Regions from separate parts of the Mus musculus genome. Here regions 2 and 3 are each linked to region 1. Evidence: chromatin loops called from intact Hi-C (ENCODE). Cell type or tissue: gastrocnemius. All regions are shown on one strand.

Region 1 (8,000 bases):
AAGTTACGGAACCATCTTTGTTAGCCTGGAACTCAGCTTTCTCAACCCCATCAAGTGGTATGGGGCACTATCTATGCTGGGCCACTCTTTAAACGTAGATAACCACAAATAACCTGTGTTGTTATGTTGTCGTGTTCAGCATGTTGGAAACTGTTTTTCCCTTTACCCATCATGCCCTGATGTCTAGAAGGGTTGAGGCGCTAAAGCAATCTCGGAAAAATCAGAGCTTTTCTTCAGGACAGGCTCAACGCAAGTTAAGAAACCCTTTTCGTCCTTTAATGGAAATCTGTTTTCCTAAAGAGCTCCGTTTAAACCCGCCTGGAGTGGAGCTGGCAGAGACTTCAGCCAGCCTTTGGGTTCCCTTTGACCTTGATTATGACCAGGAGTGTCGCTGCTAATTGCGAGGCCTGCCTCAAGGTGGAAAATGGCATCGGTTTCCACCACCACCCAGGAGAAGCCAAGTTCTGTGGACCACGACAGCGGTTAGGTTCTTTTCAGGCCGCGTCTCGCCACCCAGAGAGCAGCGCGGAGGCCGCCTACAGGTGCAGTCCCGCCACTGCGCCCGGGCTGGAGGCTGGCGGAGCCCTCGGCGTCTCAGAAAGCCCTTCCCGAAGTCCGGGCTGAGCCCCCGGGTGCCCGCCGGCCACTCCCCCTGCTTCCCCCACGCCTCTGCCCCGGCGCGGTCTGGAAAGGACGCTGGGAGCCCCTCCGAGGCTCCACGGACATGGATTTGGGAAGGGATGGCGCGCGGCCGAGGCTTTCCCTCGAGTTTGCGGCAAGTCTGACTCCGGGAAAGTTTTTCAAAGTTCCCAGCAGAGTCTGCCCAGGTCGCCTCTGCGGGGCGAGGAGACGGCGGCGAGCGCGCCAGTCTCGCCGCCGCCAGCACAGGGCTCTGGGCTCGCTTGCTGGGAGCGGCCCGGGTTCCCGGCGGGCAGGCCCTCCTCCCCGGGGCAAAAGCCGCAGCTGACGCAGGCGGCTCCGAAGGCGGAAGCCGCCCGCCCCAACTGCTCCGGCCGTACCGCGGCGCCTACACCTGGGGCTTGCAAGGGAGCCCAGGCCGTGCACCGAGGGGGCGGTCCAGCGGAGGCGCTCTGGGCTTCTCAGAGCCATGGGCTCCTCCACGGTCCTTCCAGGTTCCTTTCTCCTGGCCCGGGCTCCCCGGGACACTGATCTGCGTGTGGGGGCCCCTCGGGCGGCCATGCCACCCGGTCCGTCCCGCAACTTCCAACCCCTTCTCAATTTCTCCCCTCCCCAACAACCCGGAGGAAAGGGGCGTGCCCAATAGATGGCACGCCCCTTATGAATATTAACAATCGCGCATGCGCCTTGTTCCGCGTGTTGAGAAGAGGTGGCCAGCCGGAGTCCCGGCTCCCAGACCGGCGCTCCGGGTCCCTTCGAGAGCCAGGCGGGCACGCGTCATTGTGTTACCTGCAGCCGGCCGGCGAGCTAGGCTCAGGTTTTTTTTTTTTTTTTCCTCCCCTCCCTCCCCGCGTTTCATGCAGCTGATCTGAAAGGGAATAAAAGGCTGCGCATAATCATAATAATAAAAGAAGGGGAGCGCGAGAGAAGGAAAGAAAGCCGAGAGGTGGAAGAGGGGGGAGCGCCTCAAAGAAGCGATCAGAATAATAAAAGGAGGCCGGGCTCTTTGCCTTCTGGAACGCGCGGCTCTTGAAAGGGCTTTTGAAAAGTAGTGTTGTTTTCCAGTCGTGCATGCTCCAATCCACGGAGTATATTAGAGCCGGGACGCGGCGGCCGCGGGGGCAGCGACGACGGCAGCCTCGGCGGGAGCACCAGCGCTAGCAGCGGCGGCGGCGTCCGGAGTGCCCGTGGCGCGCGGCGCAGCGATGCGGTCCCCACGGACGCGCGGCCGGCCCGGGCGCCCCCTGAGTCTTCTGCTCGCCCTGCTCTGTGCCCTGCGAGCCAAGGTAGGAGTCTCTCTCCCGCTCTTGCTCCCCGCGGTCCTCTCCCTTCCCTCGTGGCGTTCTGGACGGGAGCGGCTGTGGCTCCCAGTGCAAGTTCCGGAGCCCTTGAGTACAAGGCTCCCTGACCCTGACTTTTCACCCGAGAGGCAGCACCCGGTGAGGGAACGCTGGTTCCCCAGAGGGGAGCCCCTGGCCTCGAAAGATAAACTCCTCCAGGCTGGGCAAAATGCGATCATTACGTTCTCACGGTCCTTCGGGGCACTTGTCTTAGTTTTCCCGCACTTGTGTTTTTTATGCCCCCAAACCAGGTTGAGCCCTAAACCTAGTTTTTGCAAAATTATTTTCACTTGCCACCGAGGATCTTTGGCAGCCTGGGGTGTGTGTATTGGGGGTGGGGGGTGTCAAGGAGTCTCCACCTCCACCTTCAGAGAAAACTTTCTCATGCGTTGACCTTCCTTCCTCGCTGGCAGGTGTGCGGGGCCTCGGGTCAGTTTGAGCTGGAGATCCTGTCCATGCAGAACGTGAATGGAGAGCTACAGAATGGGAACTGTTGTGGTGGAGTCCGGAACCCTGGCGACCGCAAGTGCACCCGCGACGAGTGTGATACGTACTTCAAAGTGTGCCTCAAGGAGTATCAGTCCCGCGTCACTGCCGGGGGACCCTGCAGCTTCGGCTCAGGGTCTACGCCTGTCATCGGGGGTAACACCTTCAATCTCAAGGCCAGCCGTGGCAACGACCGTAATCGCATCGTACTGCCTTTCAGTTTCGCCTGGCCGGTGAGTGAGCGACACACCGACAGAGTCGAACGCGGGGCCGAGCCCTATATTGCCTTGAGAAGGATTTAATGCCACTTGAAACTTGGCACTAAGTTGAGAGGCTTTGGGGGTGGCAAGTTTGAGAGTCCAGACTACAGCTGGACCTGGACAAGATGAGACGGGCGGGTCTTCCATTCTGGGTGGTGTCTGCTTAGCGCAGCGAAATGGGGTCTCTGAAGAGCATTGCTGGGGGAAAGTACGCAAGGATGCTAATTTTATGCTTGCTACTTCCAGTTCCCACCCTCGACCAGGCGGTCATTATAGATGATTTCTTTGCTTAACTAATTAAAACTCGTAGTGCCCTGGAAGGCGACTGCGCATAGTCTGCCCTGCATACGCTGTCCAAGTTGGCACCCTCCCCTTTCCCGTGAGCCGCCCCGAGGGCGGGTGTGTCCTTCCTGCAGGGTGTGGGGGAGCAGGCTTCCCGCGGCTCTAGTGGGGAGATTTTAGTGTGTTGGAGGGGTGCTCTCCCAGCCTGAAGTGGCGGCTGCAGGAGGGGGGTTGTCTCCGGCTGGCGTCCAAGCTTTAGTCTGGGAACCTCCGCCCCCTGCCGGCCCCTTCCTCCCGCCCCCGCTCGGTGCAGCCCAGGCTGCCTTACTCCCAGCGGTTCCCCAGTTCTGGAACAGCTGTGTTTGCAAACTTCCCCGGGAAGGGCGGGCGCACTCTCTCGTCCGGAGGGCACCCGGCCTCCGCAAGCCCTTCCCGCGCCCTAGTAAGGCTTAGAAGAGGCAGCCCGCTATAAGTCGTGTTTGCGGGTGCAACTGCGTGCGCCCTCATCTCCCCCTTTTCCCTCGGAGCTGCTTGAGGCCGGCGTACCGCTGGCAGACTGCGGCAGAACCCTTGCAACATCCCAAAATGGGTGGAAGGAAGATGGGTGCGATTGCAGAAGGGGAGGAAAGGGAAATGGTGGGGGGTGTGCCCGTTGTCCAGGAGGCGTGACTCGCTGCCAGGACTGGTGCTCCGCCAAGCTTGAGCTCCGAGGGTGGGTGGTAAGAGGGGGAGATCTGTGCCCCAGAGGATTGCTTTCCGCCACGTGCTCGGATGGGGTGCGCTCTGCTGCCTCCTACCCGCGGCTTTGGGCTGTGATTTGAAACTCTGAAGAGGGGCGGGAGAGAAGCCTGTCTGGCTGTCTGTGTGTGAAGCTGAGCTGGCTCTTAATGTCTGCGTTTACAGGAGTTGGCCTTTGCTGTGGGTGCGATAAGACAGTTATCGAAAACATGCTATTAAAAAGGGTCTTATTTTGGCAGGGGACTGCCGCTGTAGGTGAAATCTCTTCAGATCTGAAGGCTGTGTCCGCTGTGGGATTTCACTTTTACAAAGAATGTTTGTCTTGTTTGTTAATCCCCTATTAGGGAGAACTTTAAGCTAAAGAGGTTGGCCACCTCTAAATCTGGCTGGGTCCATTCGAGCTTAGGGTGAGTACTGGCTGCCCTTGAGCTGTGTTTGGAGTTTCGGGAGGAAGGGGCCTGCAGGTGGTTCCACCCTCCCTAGGATCAGTCCGAGCCCCTCGCTTTTCACAAGACCATAAAAGGAATCTTATTAGTGATGTGGAAAGAACGGCAGGCCTGGCTGAGGTTTATTTTGGAGAGAGGGGTCAGGGGGAGGATGGCTTGGATGAAAGCAGACAGACTTGCTCCACAGGCTGGCTGGGGGAAAGTGACCCAGAAGTGTGGCTGTCTGCTTTTGACACCTGGAAGAGAGAGTTTCTCACCGACAAGGAGCAGAAATGGTGTGAGTGGATGGATGGAGGGTTGCCACCACTGCTGGGCTCCTACTGTTCAGTGCCTTCAGGCCCCACGGGTCACCGACCATGAAATAGACTCGGGTTTTCTAGAAAGAGGGAGCCCCACTGGGTCAGCACCGAGAATGTGGTTCTTTTTTGAAGCTGGGCCAAGTACATGGATCACTCCTAAACAAGTCTCCACACTGCTGCCCCCAAACAGGCCTCCTGCGAAACACAGGCTTTACTTCCGAAGAGAAACTCAAGTGGGGGGGGGGGGTGGGGTGGGTGTGTGTGTGTGTGTGTGTGTGTGTGTGTGTGTGTGTGTGTGTGTGTGTGTGTGTGTGTGTGTGTGTGTGTGTGTGTGTATAAACTCAAGTGGGGTGTGTATGTGTGTGTGTTGTTTTAGTTTATTTTCCTCAGTGTGGTTAGAGAACCGCTGCTGTCTGGAACTTCCAAGAATGGCTCCAGGGTGAGTCTTAGCTTCAATGAAAGCCTTAAGCTTCACAAGTGTTAGTAATGGGTCGCACAGCTTCATTCGCTTTGATAATTAACACGAGAGGCTTGTTTTTAAAACGGGCTGGGGGTGTAGCTCATCAAAATAGGTATTTGCCTACCATTCTTAAAGGTCCTGGGTTTGAATTCAAGCCCCACAAACTTAATTTTTATTTCTCCTCCTTCTTAGTTAGTTTACAGTGGAATTGGTGTGGAGATGTTGGAATTTCAGAGTAGGCCATAATTTAAAAGGCAAACAAAGCCTCCAGCCTACCTTGGCCTCATAGCCACATAAGCTGCCAACCCCTAAGCAGGCACAGTTGTCTTTTGGGCTAAGTACTCCTAAATTGGCTTACGGAGAAAGGAAACACTGTGTTTGGTAAAGCTAGTTCAGTGAAGAAAGTCATGTAATTCCTTTCTTTTGATTGCTAGTATGGCCCCTGTTCGTGGCCTATAGAGGAAGAGGAGGAAATGATCTGGTAGGATTGAAACACAGTCTACATCCCAGCTTGTGAGACGCTCTGCAGTGGACGTCCCTGCCATCTCAGTATCGCATTCGCTTATATTGCCCTTGGGCTACATCCTACTCCAGTATCAGTTGCTCTGGCCCCAGTCTTTTAGCTTTGTGCTTCTGATTGGGTTGTCATCCATGCTGTGAGGGAGCTCAACTTGCAGCAGCTAGCTTGATTTATTATTTTCCAATTTGGATACTAGGTGATAAGAGCATAGTTATGACAGGTAATTGGGCTTAACAAGAAATGATTTGGGAATAACCATTAATAAATCACCGAAATGGTTAATTTGCACCTCCCCAAACTAGCTCAAAATCCCAGTAGTGCCTGCTCATTAAAAATGCATTAGTATAATTACTTCTGTTTTTGAAAACCTCAGTCATATGGCTGCATTGGTGGCCCTAAATTTGTAATGACTTGGGGTAAAGCAACAGGGGTGTCTGGCTTTATCTTTAAATACCACTGACCCTATTCAGAGTCTTGCTGAGAGCAACTTTAATTATTTTAGGAAAAGCCAATGAAACGTGACCAATGTAGCAGAAGAGGATGCCAGCTTGAACCCGTGTCACACTTATAGCCTCAGTAACTAAATAACAGGAGTTAGAGTCAAGTTGCCATCAGGTAGTTAATCACAGAATCTAAATTGCCAGTCCTTGGGTATGATTATGCTGTCTGCTGTCTTTCCTCTAGATGTGTGTGGACACATGGAAGAGAGAGGAATAAGACTCTCTTTAAGTTAGCTTTTTTTCTGTACCTCACCTGTGTGCCGAGCATGTATGCAGACAGTGCGCTTGTGTAAGTGCTAAGCACAAGGGATGATGTGTGTATGGAGAGAACATTGTTTCTTCTTCTTGTTGTTGTTCTAAGAAACCTGCCTCAAATGTTTAAGTTGCTTTACTGGGCTTTTGGGGAACACGGAGGTAGAGTGGCTTTCAAGCACTGTAAAACAGCTGTGACCTGGAGTACTTTCTTGGTTCCTAATAGTTTTCCTTTTCCTGCAGGTATAGACCTCTCTGTGTTTTCTTCCTCCTTTTCTTGTTTCTTAGCAACTTGCTCAAACCTCCAGTACGTAAAAGAATCTGCAACCCATCAACTCCACACCCATAGCTGTGTAGGGCCTTGGAACATTTGTAGAGAATAGTGAAGGCTCAGTGCTGTTGGTAGCTGAATTGGGCAGAGGCAGAGGCAGCAGCAATGTGGTAGGGGTAAACCTCCTAGAGAGCCAGCAATCTGAATGCTGCCTAAGGTCTTTACAAGCTCTGGTACCTTCAGGGACACTTTGTACAGAGGGCAGGTGGGAAATTTACCATGGAGGGAAAAGGCGCTTTGTGAGAAAACAAGGCTAAGGCTACAAGGAGTCCTCACTTCACATGGGAGCCAGATTCGGAGTAGCCATGTTGTGGAAAGGCCTAACTTGGTTCCAGAGTGTCAGGCTTTCTATTCACATAGATTATTTCTGCGTGGACGCATAGTCTGTGGTTGTGCACACTGCCAGCTTGGTAATCCATAGTGACAAATATTCCTGAGAATTCTTCTTGGTGGAGCTTTAGAGACATACCCCTAACTAGCCCAAGGTTTTAGGATTCAAACTGTTCCCAAGTGACATTTGGCTCCAGCCCTTAAATCTACTTTAACAATAATGAGAACAAAATAAACTTTTCTTCCAAGGGCTGGAAGATGTATCTGGAGGCATGAAAGTGAGGACTCTGACAGGATGGGGAGGGAGGTGAGTCTTGGGCTCAGAAAACTGGTGTTGCTAGGTTACTGCTTGGCCCACAGCAGCCCCTTGGTCCTTACTCATAGTGTCAGTAACATCTCTCTCTGGAGCAGCATGTGGACTGGGAAGACATTCCCAGGGTGGCTCCTAGTGGTTAAAGGGGGCATGTAAATAATCAAACTGAGCCCTCTACCAGCTCAGCCTAGTTTTTATGCACTTTTGGTAAATCAGTAGAAAGGCTTCTTGTTTGGGCTTGCTCTGTGTGAACTGGACGGTTGTGCTTGGCTGGCTCCCTGGTATTCTATCTATTAACCTCACCACCCTTTTGTAACTGGTGCATTTAATTATCAGTGGGATGCCTTTCAAACAGGTAAGGGTAATGATGGGAAAGGGGTTAGGGGCCTCTCATTGAGAGCCTGCAATCTGGGTATGAGCTCTGGGGCCCCTTGGTGAGTCTTTGAGGTGGGCTTTGATGAGAAAATCACTCTTTGTGGCCAGATCACACTCTATTGACATGTCAAATCCTGCAAAAATGGTCGCTTTCTGTGGCTGGAGCCTCAGCTTGCATGCACGAGGGGAGTGGTCTTTTTTTCCACCCCTCACCTTGCCAAAACCCTAAAAGACAGGAATTGTGTGTGCCCACACATGGACTCTCTGAACTCGTTTTTTGTTTCCCATGTTTTGTGACTGGAATATTTTATACTCTGGCCACCCAGACTCAGGCAGGACAATAGAGTTGGCTGGACTGACTGAAGTGCGGATTACAGAGAAGAATGGGGCCTCTCCAGAAATACTGCTAATACAGGACAAGTGACAGGA
Region 2 (8,000 bases), 220 kb after region 1:
TTTTTCATAAAAAATTAAGGCATAAACTATATAAGAGAAAGGTAATCCCAACACAAAATATTTTACCACTATATTCTTCTGTTTTCATAGTATATAGACAGCACTAAATAACTTTTTTAATAACTTTTTTCTATTGAAATAATCTGGAGAAGAACATAGTTATGCAAAAATGAGCACACTGAAAACAAAAATCTCAATGGTTATCAGTTAGTGAGTTGTAACAATGACTGTATAGCCACACACTGAGAGCAGTTAGCGATTCAAACAGGCTGAAGAGTCTGTGGCTGTAGCTCTGTGATAAAGCACTTGCCTAACAAGCACTAAGCCCTGACTTCAATTTGCAGCACCACAAAAGAAAAAAAAAAAAAAAACTAACTAGGAAGAAAAAAAAAAAGAAAGAAAGAAATGAGCTATCAATATAACAAAGATGGTTCTCAAAATAATTACTCATACTCCCTCTCAAATTAAAAACCATAGTACGAGATTCCAATTGAAATAAGAATCTAGAAAATGCTTGTTTATACTGATAGGTCAGCAGCTGCCTAGAAAAAAGTAGCTAGAGGAATTACCAAGGAACATGATCAAACTTTGGAGCGTGATAGGTATGTTCATTATTTGACTGTGATGATGATTCACCAGTGTTTATATATGTAAAACACATCACCTGGTACATTTTAAAGAAATGCTGTTATTTGTACTACAACTTCATCTCAATAAGGCTATGTTTAAAAGAAGATCTTTTGATTTAAAAAATGTATTTAAAAATCATCTTCCTGGCCTTGGGTAATGTATTTAGACCACCTTGTTTTTCAAATTGATGCACAAAGTGGAAAGCCAAAGAATTTCAGTCATGGGAATGTATAAATAAAATCTTAATAATCCAAACTTGTAATTATAATATAATAAAATATACAGCTACAGGTAATATTTTCATAGCTGCTAGTATATGCCAGGTACTTCTTAAAAGAATTTTTTTAATTTATGTGCATGGGGGTGTGACTGTGTGCACCTTTGCACATGTGAGTGTAGGCACCCGCAGACATCAGACACCTCTGAGTTCCCAAGAAGCTGGAGTTACAGGCAATCGTGAACTGCCTGACATAGGTGCTGGGAACTAAACTCAGGTTGTCTAGAACAGCACACAGCTCTTGACTCTGGGCCAGCTCTCCAGCCCATGCCAGGTACTTAGGAAGCACATTGCTTGTATTAACTTAGCTAACTCTCACAGGAGTCCTACCTTACAAGTTAGGAAACTCAAGCACAAGGGTGGGTAACTGTCTTTTAGATCTCAGAGATGGAGCTGGGGTGAAGGAAGTAGGATGTACAGTCAGGGAAGACGTTTCAGAACTGATTTTTTTACCCATCCACACTACATCACTACCCTTAGTAGCACTGTAAAAATTGCAAACAAGCAATATTTCAGTGTAATAATGTTTTCCTACATACTCATAAAACATGAATATCCACAATGGAAACATTCATGTGAGACTCAGTAAAACAAATGGTGTTCATTCTTCTTTCCCACTTAGACTAAGGAAAAGACATATATGGCAAAGTAACAATTACTGGGAAGCTGGTTGACAAGGTAACCAGTCACTGGGACATTGGTTCAACACCCACCCAACCTAATACTCCTCCCTGTCTCCATGGTATTTTAAGTAAAGCCAAGAGGGAAGGTGAAAACCAATCTTACGCCTAACAGCATGAAAACCATGTCTCAAATACCTTAGTGTCATCTATATTCCACATAGTCTCCATTTCTATCTGCAACTGGTCTGAAGTCTGGTTTAGAAGCTTCCCAGGTGACTGTCATGGGCAGCCAAGGTTGAGAACTACTGATTTTCTTTTCTCATACAAGAAGACACAGAAGAAAGCCTGGTGCTACAAAAAGCTAAGGTAAGCCACAGTCCAAAGTTTCCAAGTCACTATTATACTGTGCCCAAGTGCAGCTTCTACTCATTCCAAGAAACATGCTCCCAGAAGATGCTGGGATGGCTGGTCGATGATTACACTGAGCAACAAGGCCATGCTACCTGGACTATTAGCCTTACAATTATGGCTATATACAGTATCCAAGAAATACGAGAAGTGAGAACATGAAGTTGCTTGTCCAGCAGTGCTAAAAAAAAAAACATTAGAACATTATGTTCCTGGTCCCAGCTTTGGATATATCAAAGCAAGTGGATGAAAAGGAGGTTTCGTTTTGTTTTGTTTTGAAGTTTACTTCTATATTTTATAGCACAAAACTAGCTAAGTATTCAACAAATTCAATGAATGAATGAATGAATGGGAAGAATATACAAACACAGCTGATCACATTTTAAAGTCCTCTGGGAGCTATATTCACCTCTATAGATGCAGAAAGCCATACAATTAATGATCAAATTTGCTGTTCCATCCATTTTGCTTTGTTATTCTACGGAAATTCCCTCAACGTTATTGTCCCTTTAAATCTCAGTCTTCCTGAACAGTGGTGTTTAACAATTCTAATGGAAAGAGAAGGAATACCTAAGAGAAAAATTGTGTTAAGTCCCAAAATCCAAAACAAAAATACGTATTGGTATAAGATGGCCAAACAGTTCGGTCCAACTGAGGGAAGAGCTGGGTTATCCGAACGAAGTATCACACGCTCTTACCTACGATGGTGGCGGGAGGTGGGTTCGGGCTGTAATGCTTTGTTACTGTCCGGGGTCACTGGTGGACTAGTATAGTACCTGAACGGGAAAACTCAGACTAAAAAGGCGGCAGACCAAGCTTCAGCAGCTTTGGCTTACTTCCCGTTTCCCAGCGTCCCCTCGCACGTTAGAGAATGCAACCAGCGCCCAAACACAAGATGGCATTATCGACTTCATTCGGTTGGAAGCCACTGCCAGCACCTACGATGGCGCCCGAAGCCCTGGCTAAGGTAATGGGATAGCCGGAAAGAACTGCCCAAACGAAAAATGGCTTCTGTCGATGATATCAACGCTTTATGGAGACCAAAATAAAAATGGCGGCCAAAGCGGATTTTTTTTTTTTTTTTAAGAGGTTGGAAAAGCCACAAATACAATTGGCAGATAATGTATCACTGTACGTCAACGATATGTACTGATGGACAACAACAACAAAAGCCGTGTTTTTCGTATCACAAAACTATAGGGCAAGAGTAGAAAATATTTTTAATGAGGAAGATTAAAAGATACGTTGAAAAATAAAGGTGCCTTTCACGGTGCCAGAGAAAAGCGAAATAAAATATGTTTAAACATAATTTCATAATGCTTCGGGTGGTTCAAAAGAATAAAAGACTTATCTCTGAAGAAAAAAAAAAGAAAGGCAAAGCCAAGGAAATTAACCAACCGGATCCGGCACTGAATTGAAGACTCCCGACTTCTGCCAACCCCGCTCCTAGACTGGGCGGAAGTTTCCTGCATGGCGACAGGCTCTGTCTGCGCATGTTCGCTCTCTGACGTCACTCGGACCGGCAGGGCGGAGCCAGTTTCTACAGCTTAGGGCGTCCTGAGAGAGGTGGGAATTGACAACTGAGTGACAGGGCAAGGCGCCTTGTGATTGGTCAGAACAGAGGAAACGCCACCTAGGACTGGTAACAGCTTCATTCGTTCTACAAATACCTTTCGAGAGAGCAGAGAGCCGCACGCTCTGCCACCTTCTTGGTGCTGTGATGTGATGTGATGTGACCTTTCAATTTTGGTAGCGCGCACAGACAGAATACACGTCTGCCCGTAAGATTTCCGGTGACGGCCGCAGCTTTCCTTTGCGGGAGCTTCACGCAAACCCCGGAAGAGGGGCGGGGGAAGGAGGGGTGGTGCGCGTGAGCATAGAGTTGCGCATGCGCCTTCTTGCCGCGCAGGGCAAAGGTGGTGGCGCTCCGCTGCGTGGTTGGTTGCTGTGCAAGCGCGATTTCTGGTTTCTGGTGGTGAAGGTGGCCTGACCTAGAGGTGCAGCTGCTGGTGGGCAGGTGAGAGGGGCCAGGCCGCTGGTGGAGAAGCCAGCCTGCGGCCTCACCGCGTCCCCGCACGGAAAGGTCGCGAGTGGTTGGGACAAGGGTATTTGGGGGCGGGGATACAGAGGCACCTGGCTACCGGATTGGCCCAAGGACAGCTTTCAAAGTAGCTTCAGAGCGGGGCGGTGGTGGTGCACGCCTTTAATCCCAGCACTTGGGAGGCAGAGGCAGGCGGATTTCTGAGTTGGAGGCCAGCCTGGTCTACACAGTGAGTTCCAGGACAGTCAGAGCTACACAGAGAAACCCTGTCTCGGAAAACAAACAAACTAAACAAAACAACAACAATAAAAACAAAGTAGCTTCAGGATGTGACTATCTGATGATGGATCAGTGTGGGTGAGGAGGAGTGACCAATATCAGGTAGAGTTTGAATAGAGCTTCCTCAAACTCACATGCACAAGAATTGTAACTGAAATGACAGACCCATAATGCCACAGGAACTGGAAATACCTTTAAAATGCACGTTATTTACAGTTGCTGGCATCTTGAGAAAGCAATAAGTTGACACGTTGGGGGAAATGAACAGCCTAAACTACTCAAGGCAAGCAAAAAGACAGTTGTCATTCTGGAGTTTTACTCTCGGGTTGTTAGCCAGTTTCTGAGATTTACATATCTCTCATCATTTCTTGCTTTTTCCCCTTATTCTCTGAACATGACCCAGGCACCTCAGTGGACACAGAGTCTGGTTAGTGTCTGTTGATATCAAACATGCACAACCTGCCATGGAGAGATTACCCCAAATAAGCAACTATGTATAGTTTGGATGTGAGGTGGTCTGGAGGTTTTTCGTTATTGTTATTTACTGGTTTCTAATTAATTTTCTGAAGATAACTAATTTGTAATAGAAGTTAAAGTTGATTGTCATGTTTGCTCAAAATTTCTGGTATTGCCTAACACCTCTGTATATGTAGATTAGGTATCCAGAAGTTCACACATCTGATCACTTGCCAACTCTTTATTAACTGTCCTCAGACAAACATAAGTGCCATCCATTCTGTCTTTGCAGCTTTTCTGTGCTGTAAAAGTTTTCTTATTTCCTTCATTGCTTACCTGGCTTCCACACTTTCACACACACACACACACACACACAAAACCACAAAACCTGTTTCTTGAGAATCTGAAATTTTATTTTATTATTTAATTTAATTTTTTTGTTTCTTTGTTTTTTAGAGAGAGGGTTTCTCTGTGTAGCTCTGGCTGTCCTGGAACTCACTCTGTAGACCAGGCTGGCCTCAAACTCAGAAATCTGCCTGCCTCTGCCTCCCAAGTGCTGGGATTAAAGGCGTGCGCCACCACGCCCAGCTGAATATTTTATTTTCATTTTCTTGTCTAGCATAATGAATTGGAGGCCAGCACAGGTTACATGTGACCCTGCCTCATGGAATCTCAACAACATTTTTTTTTTTAAGGCAAAGGAAAAACACATCCTCCCTTTTCCGGTGATCAAAGCACAGTACCAGTCCTTACCTATCTATCACTGAGTACCAGTCCTTACCTATCTATCACTGAGTCCAGGCTGCGGCAGGAGCGTGTATTGCACAGCAGGTTCTTGATGTGGAACTCATTAGTACTCTTGCCAGTGACTTAGCTGAGACAGTACAGGTGTAAAGAGGATTGAGGGGAGATTTGAAGTCCAGGCGATAGGAATCTACAGTTCATCCCTTTAAGTTATTGCTTTATGACTCAGCCATATTGACCTGGTTTACTCGATTTTCTGAAAACTCGTTGGGAAAAACTAAATCTGGATGGCCTTTGTATGCTGTAATAACAGATTAAACTGTAACCCTGTTAGGAGTATAAAGGTTTTCAGTGACAATCGAGGTCACTAAAACAGTCGCCTGTAAACTCAGCTTTAGGACTTCCTGAGAATCGTATTAAATGTTCCTCGACACTACCCTGGAGTTTGGCTTCTGTGGTTGTTCAGCCTGAGAATTTACATTTCTACTAAGTTCCCCAGTGACTAGTGCTACTGATAATGAGACCACAAAACAAGAAAGTCATTTAGAGGTCCTAAGTGTCGTCACTGCATCTTAGGAAGATCATCTGAGATGTCAGGATGTGGACAGTCTTGAAGAGTGAGGGGAAATGTAGAATACATTATATCCAGATTTCTGAGTTGGATAGCTTAGTATATTTTTAATCTTGTATTGTTTTCAATTATGTATAGATGTGTGTCTCCTTGTTGGATATGTGCACTGAGTTGCAGGTGCCCTTAAAGACCTAAAGGTCTGTCAGATCCCCTGGAATTAGAGTTGCAGATGGTTTTGAGTCACCGGATGTGGGTCCTCTGCAAAAGATTTTAGCTACTGAGTGATCTATTTCTCCAGCCCTGCTTTCTCTTTCTTTTTGTCTGACCCCCCCCCCCCAATAAAATACAGGTATAACAGCAGTTTGGAAGGAAAGAAAGTTTGTTGTTGTTCATGACTCAGATCAGTTTGGTTTTTGTTGTTTTAATTAGTTGTGAGACAGTTTTATGTCATCTAAGTATTTGCTCTTTTGCTGAAGGATGGATGACCTGGAATAATGCTATCTTCTCAGTGACTCTCTTGTAGTTCCCAGGCCTGAGATTACAACCTTTGTTTCTTTATAGTGGAGAAAAATGGTCACAAGCGTGCAGAGGAAGATGACCTTTAAGAGTAGTAGGTTGACATAGAAGAGGGACCAATAGGGTTGGAACTGACAGCAAATGAGACTAGACCATAGGTAACAGAAGTACCGCTTACTTAATCTAGGCAGTAGGGAAGATTAAAATGAGATCTAGAACAAGTACATTTTTACAGACTGGACAAGAAATAGAGGGATCAGTATCCCATACAAAGGTAGAAAAAAATGAAAATCTCAAAAAGGATGAAGGGTAGAAATTGGCCCTTTGAATTTAGAGACAGATAAAAACCCTGCTGTCACACTGAGGGCCAAACAACTGGACACTTAATCCAGAACAGTCTGCATAATTTCCATTCTCTTTCCCCACACTAGTGCCAAGGCCAGATGACAATCAGGATAATTATAACTCAGATATAATAATATTAGATGATAATTTTAAAAATCAGTGGAATGGAATGGGAGACATCTGAGACAGCTCTAAATCACTGTGTCCTTTCTAATGAATCACAGACTGCCAGAAGGTTGGTACTTCTCAGGCATCCATCAGTTGCATTTTAGACCTTATAGTTAGTGACATGCTCATATAAGGTTTTCAGTATTGTTTGGTTTTAATTACCTTTACTGACATCAAATAGATTTCCCCAACTTAGATGTTGATCAAGCTGTCCTTGAGTGGTGAGTGAGAAAAGCAGTAAGATTGTAGAGTGGAAACTGTAGAATTCAACTGCAAACCATTGGCTCACTGGGAGTAGAAGTTTAGTTTTAATTTGGTGTATGTGTATTTACACGACTAGAAAAGTCTAACAAAATTTGTGCCATTTTAGGGGAGATATCTACAAAGTGTGGGGGGAGGGCAAACCATTCTTCTCTTTGCCATGCTGGACAGGTTAGGCGTGCACACAGTATGGATTCCTTTCCTTTAAATCTGTACTTGTACGGCACTATATGCTGCATGATGATTAAGTCCAGTTAGACATAGCTATTTCTTCAAAGGTTGTTTCTTTAAGAGGAAAACTTTAAGAATCTTCTCTTCTAGCCATTTTTTCAGTTGTGCCTGGTGTCTACACTAAAGACCAAACTTGGACTGTTGCTTAAATTGAAAATAACAACTGTTTTTATAAGGACAGTATTTTTAAAAGAACTATTCAAGTCAATGATTGGAATTTACAACTATCCAACATCAACATTTTCATTAAAGACAAAGTAATAGTTAATATCAGACATCCCAAGCACAAGAGCCAGGTCAATTAATTTTAAGAACCTCGCTGGTATTCTCTTCATGAGTGTTTTGTTTTTCATATATTTTAAGCCGAAGGAAACTTCACACTGCCCAGAATGCCAGCAGATGGCGCCCAGGAAACCTCATAGACAGAATAAGAATCTCTTTTTTAAAAAG
Region 3 (8,000 bases), 830 kb before region 1:
TTCTCTCTTCCCCTTCTTTAATGGGGATCTGAACCTCTACTCTAGATTAAGGCTTTCCTCTCGATCTTTCTCCTCTTCACCCTTTAGGTAGTTTTCCACAACAACATTTTCATGCGTTGTTTGTTTGTTTGTTTGTTTGCTTTGTTTTGTTTTTTCCTGTATGGGGCTGCTTCCGGGAAGACCCATTATGGTTTGTGTATAAAGTAAAGGGATTAACCTCTGAGGTAAGGCAGAGGTGACACTTACTCTACTTTCTGAACAAACAGGCAGTCTACTCACTCAGAGAGCCTATGCAGCATCAGAGCACCCTTGTTATGTCTCAGTGGTGAGATGCACAGGCCCATTTTCTGAGAGTCATGGTGGAGGCAACTTCTCTACATTTTGATAAATTCTCTACTGAAGAAAGCACTGGCAGCACACACATCAGTAACTACATGAGCCTATGGTTCCACTGACACACAGCTTGGTGGGAGAGATTGAAGGGAGGCCCAGTGCTCTGTGTATTTGTTTGCAGACAGGTTTTGTGTAATAGAACTAACAGAGAAAAGTAGCCTTCCACAGCCCGTCAAACAGAGGTTCTCAACCTCTGGATCTCCACCCCTTTGGGGTTTGTGAATTAGATATCCTGCATGTTAGATATTTACATTATAACTTGGAACAGTAGCAAAATCACAGTTATGAATTGGTAAGAAAAAATAACTTTATGGTTGGGGTCACCAAAACATAAGGAACTGTATTAAACGGTCTAAGAAAGGTTGAGTACCACAGCCATCGAGGCAGATCTGACTTTTCAACTCCCAGAAATAAGCAGGTCTCTTGATTATTACTTCATTTGGGAGTTGTTGCATTAAGATCTCACTTCTCTCAGGCATCACAGAAGAGTGTGGGAGCCCAGCATACACATATCTGAACATAGCGACACTTTGGGGCCCAACCCCAAGGCTAATATTTGCTCCAGAGCTCCACCCTGAGAGGACGATGCTTCCTTAGATCATCGCCATCCACAGGTATCACTCTTTAATCAACATCCTGCACTCCAGAGTCTGCTTTGAAATTTGAGCACAGATGTCCCCACCTACAATAGTAACTAAATAAATGTGGAGGATAGGAAATCCAAAGGAAAATTAAAGACTACAGTTTGCAGAATGTGGGCTCATAGAAATAAATACAGACATGGTGGCTTCAATTTTGTTTGTTTATTTGTTTTATTTTTGTGACAGGCTGGCCTGGAACTCATTTTGTGGCTCAGGCTGACCCTGTGCCCATGGCAATCCTGCTATGTCAGCCTCCTGGGTGCTAGCATTATAATAGTCACGAGTTCCCAGGACTGACTGACATAGTAGTGGTTTCTTAGAATACATTTTATATTCCTGGAAAGTGGCACTGAGTTGTTACTGTATAAAATAAATCAGAATAGAAATTGTATTGATTCATTGGGCTCATAATGCAGACACATGTGAGAATTTGCCCTAAGACAAGCTGTTGGAGGACACTGTCTACCAGGCATGGCATGGCCTTCACCCCCTTGAACCCAACAGCTGTAATTGCCTGAGGATACGCATACAAACCTAGGCTCACTGACAGCCCATCATGAAGTGTGGCAGGACTCATGATGTCCGCCTGCACCTTCCCCAAAGATAAGACAATTAGCTATTGCTGACAACTGGATACCTTTTGTTGGTGATATAGCTGCCCATAAGCTGGCCACGATCCTGAACATAACCCAGTTAAGAAAATCGGTTTGCTAAGCCCACCTGGGTGGAATCATTGCTTTGTTTCTATCTGCAGTTCTGAGTGGGGTAAGAAAACATTTGCTAAGATCTTTGCAAAACAGGTTCTCACACCTCCTGCACATATCTTTATGCACGGCGGGATATCATGTGCTCACAGAGTCCTCACTGCTTCATTCTTTTTTTTTTTTAAAGCAACTCTTTGATTTTTTTTAATTAGGTATTTTCTTCATTTACATTTCCAATGCTATCCCAAAAGTCCCCCATTCCCTCCCCCACCACTCCCCTACCCACCCACTCCCACTTCTTGGCCCTGGCGTTCCCCTGTACTGAGGCATATAAAGTTTGCAAGACCAATGGGCTTCGCTTTCCACTGATGGCTGACTAGGCCATCTTCTGATACATATGCAGAGGGGGGTGGGTGGTGGGAGAGTGGGGAGGGTACTGGTTAGTCCATATTGTTGTTCCACCTATAGGGTTGTAGATCCCTTTAGCTCCTTGGGTACTTTCTTTAGCTCCTCCATTGGGAGCCCTATGATCCATCCAATAGCTGACTGTGAGCATCCACTTCTGTGTTTGCTAGGCCCCGGTATAGCCTCACAAGAGACAGCTATATCAGGTTCACTGCTTCATTCTTATGTAAAAAGAATTAAAGAAAAACACTGGTCTTCCTTCTTCTTGATTTTCTTGTGTTTTGCAAATTGTATCTTGGGTACTGTAGGTTTCTGGGCTAATATCCACTTATCAGTGAGTGTATATCAAGTGACTGCTTTCATGATTGGGTTACCTCATTCAGGATGATATCCTCCAGATACATCCATTTGCCTAAGAACTTCATACCCATGGAAGGAGTTACAGAGACAAATTTGGAGCTAAGACAAAAGGATGGACCACCCAGAGACTGCCCCACCCAGGGGTACATCCCATAATCAGTCACCAAATGCAGACACTATTGCATACCCCAGCAAGGTTTCACTGAAAGGACCCTGATATAGCTGTCTCTTGTGAGGCTATGCCAGTGCCTGGCAAATACAGAAGTGGATGCTCACAGTCAGCTATTGGATGGAACACAGGGCCCCCAATAGAGGAGCTAGAGAAAGTATCCAAGGAGTTGAAAGGGTCTCAAACCCTATAGGTGGAACAACATTATGAACTAACCAGTACCCCAGAGCTCGTGTCTCTAGCTGCATATGTATCAGAAGATGGCCTAGTCGGCCATCAATGGGAAGAGAGGCCCCTCGGTCTTGCAAACTATATATGCCCCAGTACAGGGGAACACCAGGGCCAAGAAGTGGAGGTGGGTGGGTAGGGGAGCAGGGTGTGTGGGGGGAGAGGGTATAGGGGACTTTTGGGATAGCATTTGAAATGTAAATGAAGAAAATACCTAATTAAAAAAAATTTAAAAAGATGGCTTGTCTCTCCCCCAAACCCATTCTTTCAGAGGATAGAAACATTAGATAAAAGAGGGACAAAAATAAATAAGCTGCCAAATAAAATTTTAAAGGACAGGTGGATTCTAGGTAGTCTTTGGGATCAGGAAACGCATGCTCTGACTAACATGATGTTCTTCTCGAGCACATAGGGCTAAGCCACTGTAGACTGAACATCATAAATACATGAGACAAAATGAACTTTTTCCTTTTTAAGTTTTTGCTGTTAGCTATTGTCGTCTCAGTGACAAGAAACACAATTGGCAGAGGGACACCTAATGGCTTCCTGATGCACCAGTGTGACAGACTACGTGCACAACAGTGCAGAAACATCCTTGGAAATGGGTAAGGTGAGGATCCTGGAAATGGGTTGTAGTTCTGGCTCTGCTCTGGCTCTGTCCCTTGACAATGCTGACATTTAACAACTCTGCGTTTGTGATTTCCCATGGATTAAACCTAAAGTTATATTTGAGGAAGCCTTAAGACACACCCCCTGGAAGAAGATGTGTTGATTAAGATTCCCTGTATTCTTTATAAACCGTCAGGTAGTCCTGAAAACGCACAAAAGCATGCGGTAGTTATAGGTAGGAGCATCTATAGGTTGTGATCCTTTTTTGGTCTTATGGCAGAGAGACAGCTGTTTCTCATGGCTGACTTATGTATCCTGCTCTTTAACAGAAACCATCTTTAATGGATGTAGGTATCAGTCCCAGCCTGGCTTCAACTTATCCACGATGATGAATCAATACGAAAAACTCTTGGAAGCTCAGCTAAGCATAGATGCCTTACAAATGTTGAGAATCTGCATATGCAGCTTTTGCACACATGCTCACAGTAAAACCAGTGCGTTGCTTTCTTCTGAAACCGAACTCCAGAATTTAGCCAGCAGAGGGCGACAGTTGATAATATTTGAACGATGAGCTGGTTTCCCGTCCTTTCAGGAGACAACACTGGCTTGAAGTGCTTCTTCTTTGTTTATGCTTTTCTGTCAAATATGGTCAACATTACACCTCAAAGAAGAGTTGGAAACATCATAATTTAACTTTAAGAACAAAAAAATGAAGTCAATGAAACTCTGCTTGGTCATATTTACAAGACTTACAAGTTTTTGGGTTTGTTTGTTTGTATTGTTTTGTTTGCTTTTTAGTGTTCGTGTTAGAACTAGAGAAGGGGAAAAGTTCAAATACTTTGGACAATTGCCCAAATGTAGGTAGCTTGATTCAAATGGGACTCTCGTGGCATGCTCAGAGACACTGCCTCCAAGGTGTCTCTTTGTAATTGACTCTTAGCTGTAATAATTTGCCAAAATTGTGGACTCAGCCTTAGAAGAAACATTTAGGTCATCTTTAACATAAATGATCTAAATAGTGTTATTTCCACAGATGCATAAAATAGCATGGACCCAGGCTGAGAAGTTCTTTGGGTTATCAAGCCACACCTTCAACTGTGTGCTGCTGCTGAGTACAAGGTCACTCCGTTGGAACTCAGTAAGAAAAATCATTAGAATGTTTAATTGCTCTCAGGACGCAAAGCTTCTGTGTGCATGTGGATTACAGTGCTGGGTTCACATGACTACTTGTGGGGTGAAAAGAAAGGCTACAACCAACACACAAAGTGTAATAATACCTGCCAGAATTGGGGAAGTCAGCACATCAACAATACATCAACAACAGAAAAACCCTGTCCACAGACTAAGCAATTCTTCCATTTTAAGATGATGTTAAACGGGAAGATTTCAGCTGTCTTCTGGCCATTTTTAAAGTATTCTAGTAATCTGGATTGTTACTCTCTATTGCAGTTTTGACTTTTAACTATTACACAGTTGCCAAGGACAGAGACAAGAATCAGGAGCACCGCACCCCCATAACCGTGTGTGTGTGTGTGTGTGTGTGTGTGTGTGTGAGAGAGAGAGAGAGAGAGAGAGAGAGAGAGAGAGAGAGAGAGAGAGAAAGAGATTCTAGACCACAGACTCTTGTATCATGTTGGCCCCACAATGGCTTTATATAAATGAGCCATTCTTGTGTCCCAGTTATCCTCCCAATTATCTCTCTTGATGCCTACTTTCCATTAACATTTAAACACAAAACAACACTGGCAAAATATGTTAGAAACAATATTTAAGTATAGGCTTCAATGGTGAGTATTTGTAGTTTTATTTCAATTCTTAGAATCAAGTCCTGAACACTCTGAACTCTGACAATGCAACACATGGTTAGTACCTTTTAATTTGTGGCAATGTAAAAATTATAGACACTTTGTATATAAAGGGAAGAGAAAACATGAGGCACATCTTTGGAAAAGAAATTTTTATCGATACCGTTCCTTTAAACTTACCTTCTGGTCTGATTTTAAAAGTGAGGCCCAACACTGTCATCACTTAGATTCATTTGATCAGTTACAAAATATTTCAAAGTAATTAAAACATTACAAAATTTTAAAAACACACCAGAACACATACTAGCTACATTTATCACTGCTATGATGAAATACTTGACAAGAAGCAACTGAAGGGAGGAAGGCATTATTTAGGTTGATGGCTTTTGAAGGTACAAATTCACTGTGGCAGAGAAGGCATGGTGGGGCAGGCAGTTTATGCCAGAAGAGAAATTAGATCCCTCTCCTAAGGACCCATTTCCTCAAGCTAGATCCCATCTCATAAATGTTCTTCAACTTCCATTATTGCACGGTTAGCTGTGGCCAAATGTTCCCTGGGTTTTGCTGGTCAGTCAGCCTGCCTCAACTGGGAAGCCCTGGATTCAGTGAGAGATTGGTGAGGACATCTCACCTTTGGCTTCTGCAAACATATCCATGCATACACAAATGAGTGCGCAAGGGCACACACATACACACACACACACACACACACACACACACACACACACAAAAACATGACTTGGAGAAAATTCATTAGTAAGTCCATAGCAGAAATACTTAAGGGTTTGGTGATGTGGTCATTATTTTTCTAAATTTCTTTATGACTCCTCCCCTAAAAATTTGGATATCTCACTAAGAACTGTGTATAAATGTTTACATACAGATGTTTTTGAAGCTACTGTATTCAATTCTCATCTGAACAATGAGAGCCCTGTGGTGTCACCAAGGCCCTCTAAGTTTTAAAAAAGAAAGAATAAACTGTTTTTATAATCTATGGTGAGTTGTATAAAATTTGGATGAGGATCATAATTACAGGTTCATTATTAAGCAAGACTTCCCTGGGGTGATGGAACATATCCCCAGTGATGTGGAGAGGACAAATATAAGTACCGTATTCTTCCCATAGCCTGAGATGCTACCCACATGCAGGATACGACCGCGTGTAGTGGAGCTGAGTTACTGCCACAGCTTAAAGCTTTTGTCTCTGCAACAAAGATAGCCCAGCAGATCCATCCCACTAACCTGAGACTTCAGAATCAAGGAACAGGTAGAGAGAAGCAAGTACTAAGCCCTATTCCTTTATGTTTTGTGATCTACAATTTTATTTGTTCCAATCAGCCACTTTCCAAATTAATAAATGGAAATTTTCAGAAATAAGCAATTTTTTAATTTAGCTTTGTTCATGTAAGTAACTTTTATTGATAGTATTCTGTTATAATTGTTCTTATTAGTTATTGTTTTTAATCTTTTACTGTGTTTCATTTTAAGTTAACCTTTAATTTAGACATGCATGTACAGAATATATATGTATATGTATAAATATATGAAGTATGGGCAATCTACTCTGGGTCATGAGTCCATTCCCTGGCCCCTCTACACACATGTATACACACAGACAGATAAGTGGTGGATTATTGTGGGCTTAGGGAAAGAAAGACTAGAGGCTGTGATGAACATACTCCCTATGACACAGATATGATCAGGTCCGTAAAGCCTGAAGCTCCTGAAGAACAGGCTTAATGAGTGGCAAACTCTTTTTATTCCTGAGAAATTCCAAGAGGCTTTGCATGCTTTCCTTCTGTGCCCTTACCCTCTGAAGCACAAGAATCCCACCTGGGCCTTTGCTGTTTGCTGTAGTTTGCTCCACCCCAGCTGAAGGACAGAGTACTTGAAACCAGAGTCAGCAACCAGACCAAAAGCAAATGGATTTGGTGAGGCAATCCTGCTCCAAAAACCCTCAGTGTATCGGGTTACACCCCTACACCTTCAACCAATTGTACATAGAAAGTAGTTTCAAAAATTTCCCAGCGCATATTCTGACCATTTTGTCATAATTCACTCACCAAAGAGTGCAGTTTAACAATTACATTCACATCAATCATATTTCACATGGTATAAATAATCTAGAATGCTTCAAAGCAGACAGGCCATATGCAAATACAAGGCCATTTTGCTTGCATCAGGGACTTTAGTATCTACGTATTAAAATGTCTGCAGAGAGTCTTGACACAAGTTTCTGTTGGGTGCTGTGGGACAACTGTCATTGTGGTTGTCACGTGACCCTTATCTGCATTTTGGATGACCTCTCTGCCTCCAGGACTGGGGGTTGTCAATCAAGAGTTGCCAAAGTTCTGCCCGAAACACTCTGACTAATCTTTATTAATTCTGTCCCTTCTCTCTAAGGCCCTTCCGGCTGTCTGCATTGACAATCTGTGAGAAGACAGGGACAGCAACAGCCAGGCCACACTGAGAGCTTTCTATGCAAACCACGCAAAAGAAACCTATTTATAACTCCGTGCTAGGGACTCCCTTTTCCTGTCCAAAGCCTGTCACTCTTTGTCCGGTTTCTTGGGCTTTTGTTAGGTCCAGAGAAACTATTTGCATTTGAAGAAAGGGCAACAGGAGGCTCCCTGGCTAGTTTGTAATACAGTCATCTTGGCTATGAATTTTTAAACTCAATCTGATT

The links. Peaks named below come from ENCODE experiments on the same cell type or tissue, not always from the same donor. Only the 100,000 strongest peaks of a DNase experiment are listed, where the experiment ranks them.
Region 2: a loop joins it to region 1, with 7 times the contacts of the local background. A loop is called at or near these places in 7 of 42 quality-filtered maps.
Region 3: it touches region 1 in a loop (4-fold over the local background); 18 of 42 quality-filtered maps call a loop at or near these places.

What each region holds. Positions count from the first base shown.
Region 1 is chr2:137,110,102-137,118,101 of GRCm38, reverse strand. Jag1 (jagged 1) reads left to right here and starts at 1,582. Exons shown (of 26, transcript NM_013822.5): 1 at 1,582-1,925; 2 at 2,393-2,698. The coding sequence starts at 1,845. In gastrocnemius, CTCF peaks have their summits at 3,246 (motif pointing left) and 3,799; DNase peaks (open chromatin) are centred at 2,624, 3,251, 3,734, 4,542 and 3 more places; H3K4me3 peaks cover 7,609 bases; H3K27ac peaks cover 7,202 bases.
Region 2 is chr2:136,886,998-136,894,997 of GRCm38, reverse strand. Mkks (McKusick-Kaufman syndrome) reads left to right here and starts at 3,592. Exons shown (of 6, transcript NM_021527.2): 1 at 3,592-3,955. Slx4ip (SLX4 interacting protein) reads right to left here and starts at 2,830. Exons shown (of 8, transcript NM_028834.3): 1 at 2,637-2,830. In gastrocnemius, a CTCF peak has its summit at 7,948 (motif pointing right); DNase peaks (open chromatin) are centred at 2,839, 3,453, 3,795, 7,949 and 1 more place; H3K4me3 peaks cover 3,272 bases; H3K27ac peaks cover 3,273 bases.
Region 3 is chr2:137,939,000-137,946,999 of GRCm38, reverse strand. No RefSeq gene overlaps it. Among named protein-coding and RNA genes, the nearest start is that of Gm14062, 66 kb to the right of the region's middle. In gastrocnemius, a CTCF peak has its summit at 4,042 (motif pointing right); a DNase peak (open chromatin) is centred at 4,048.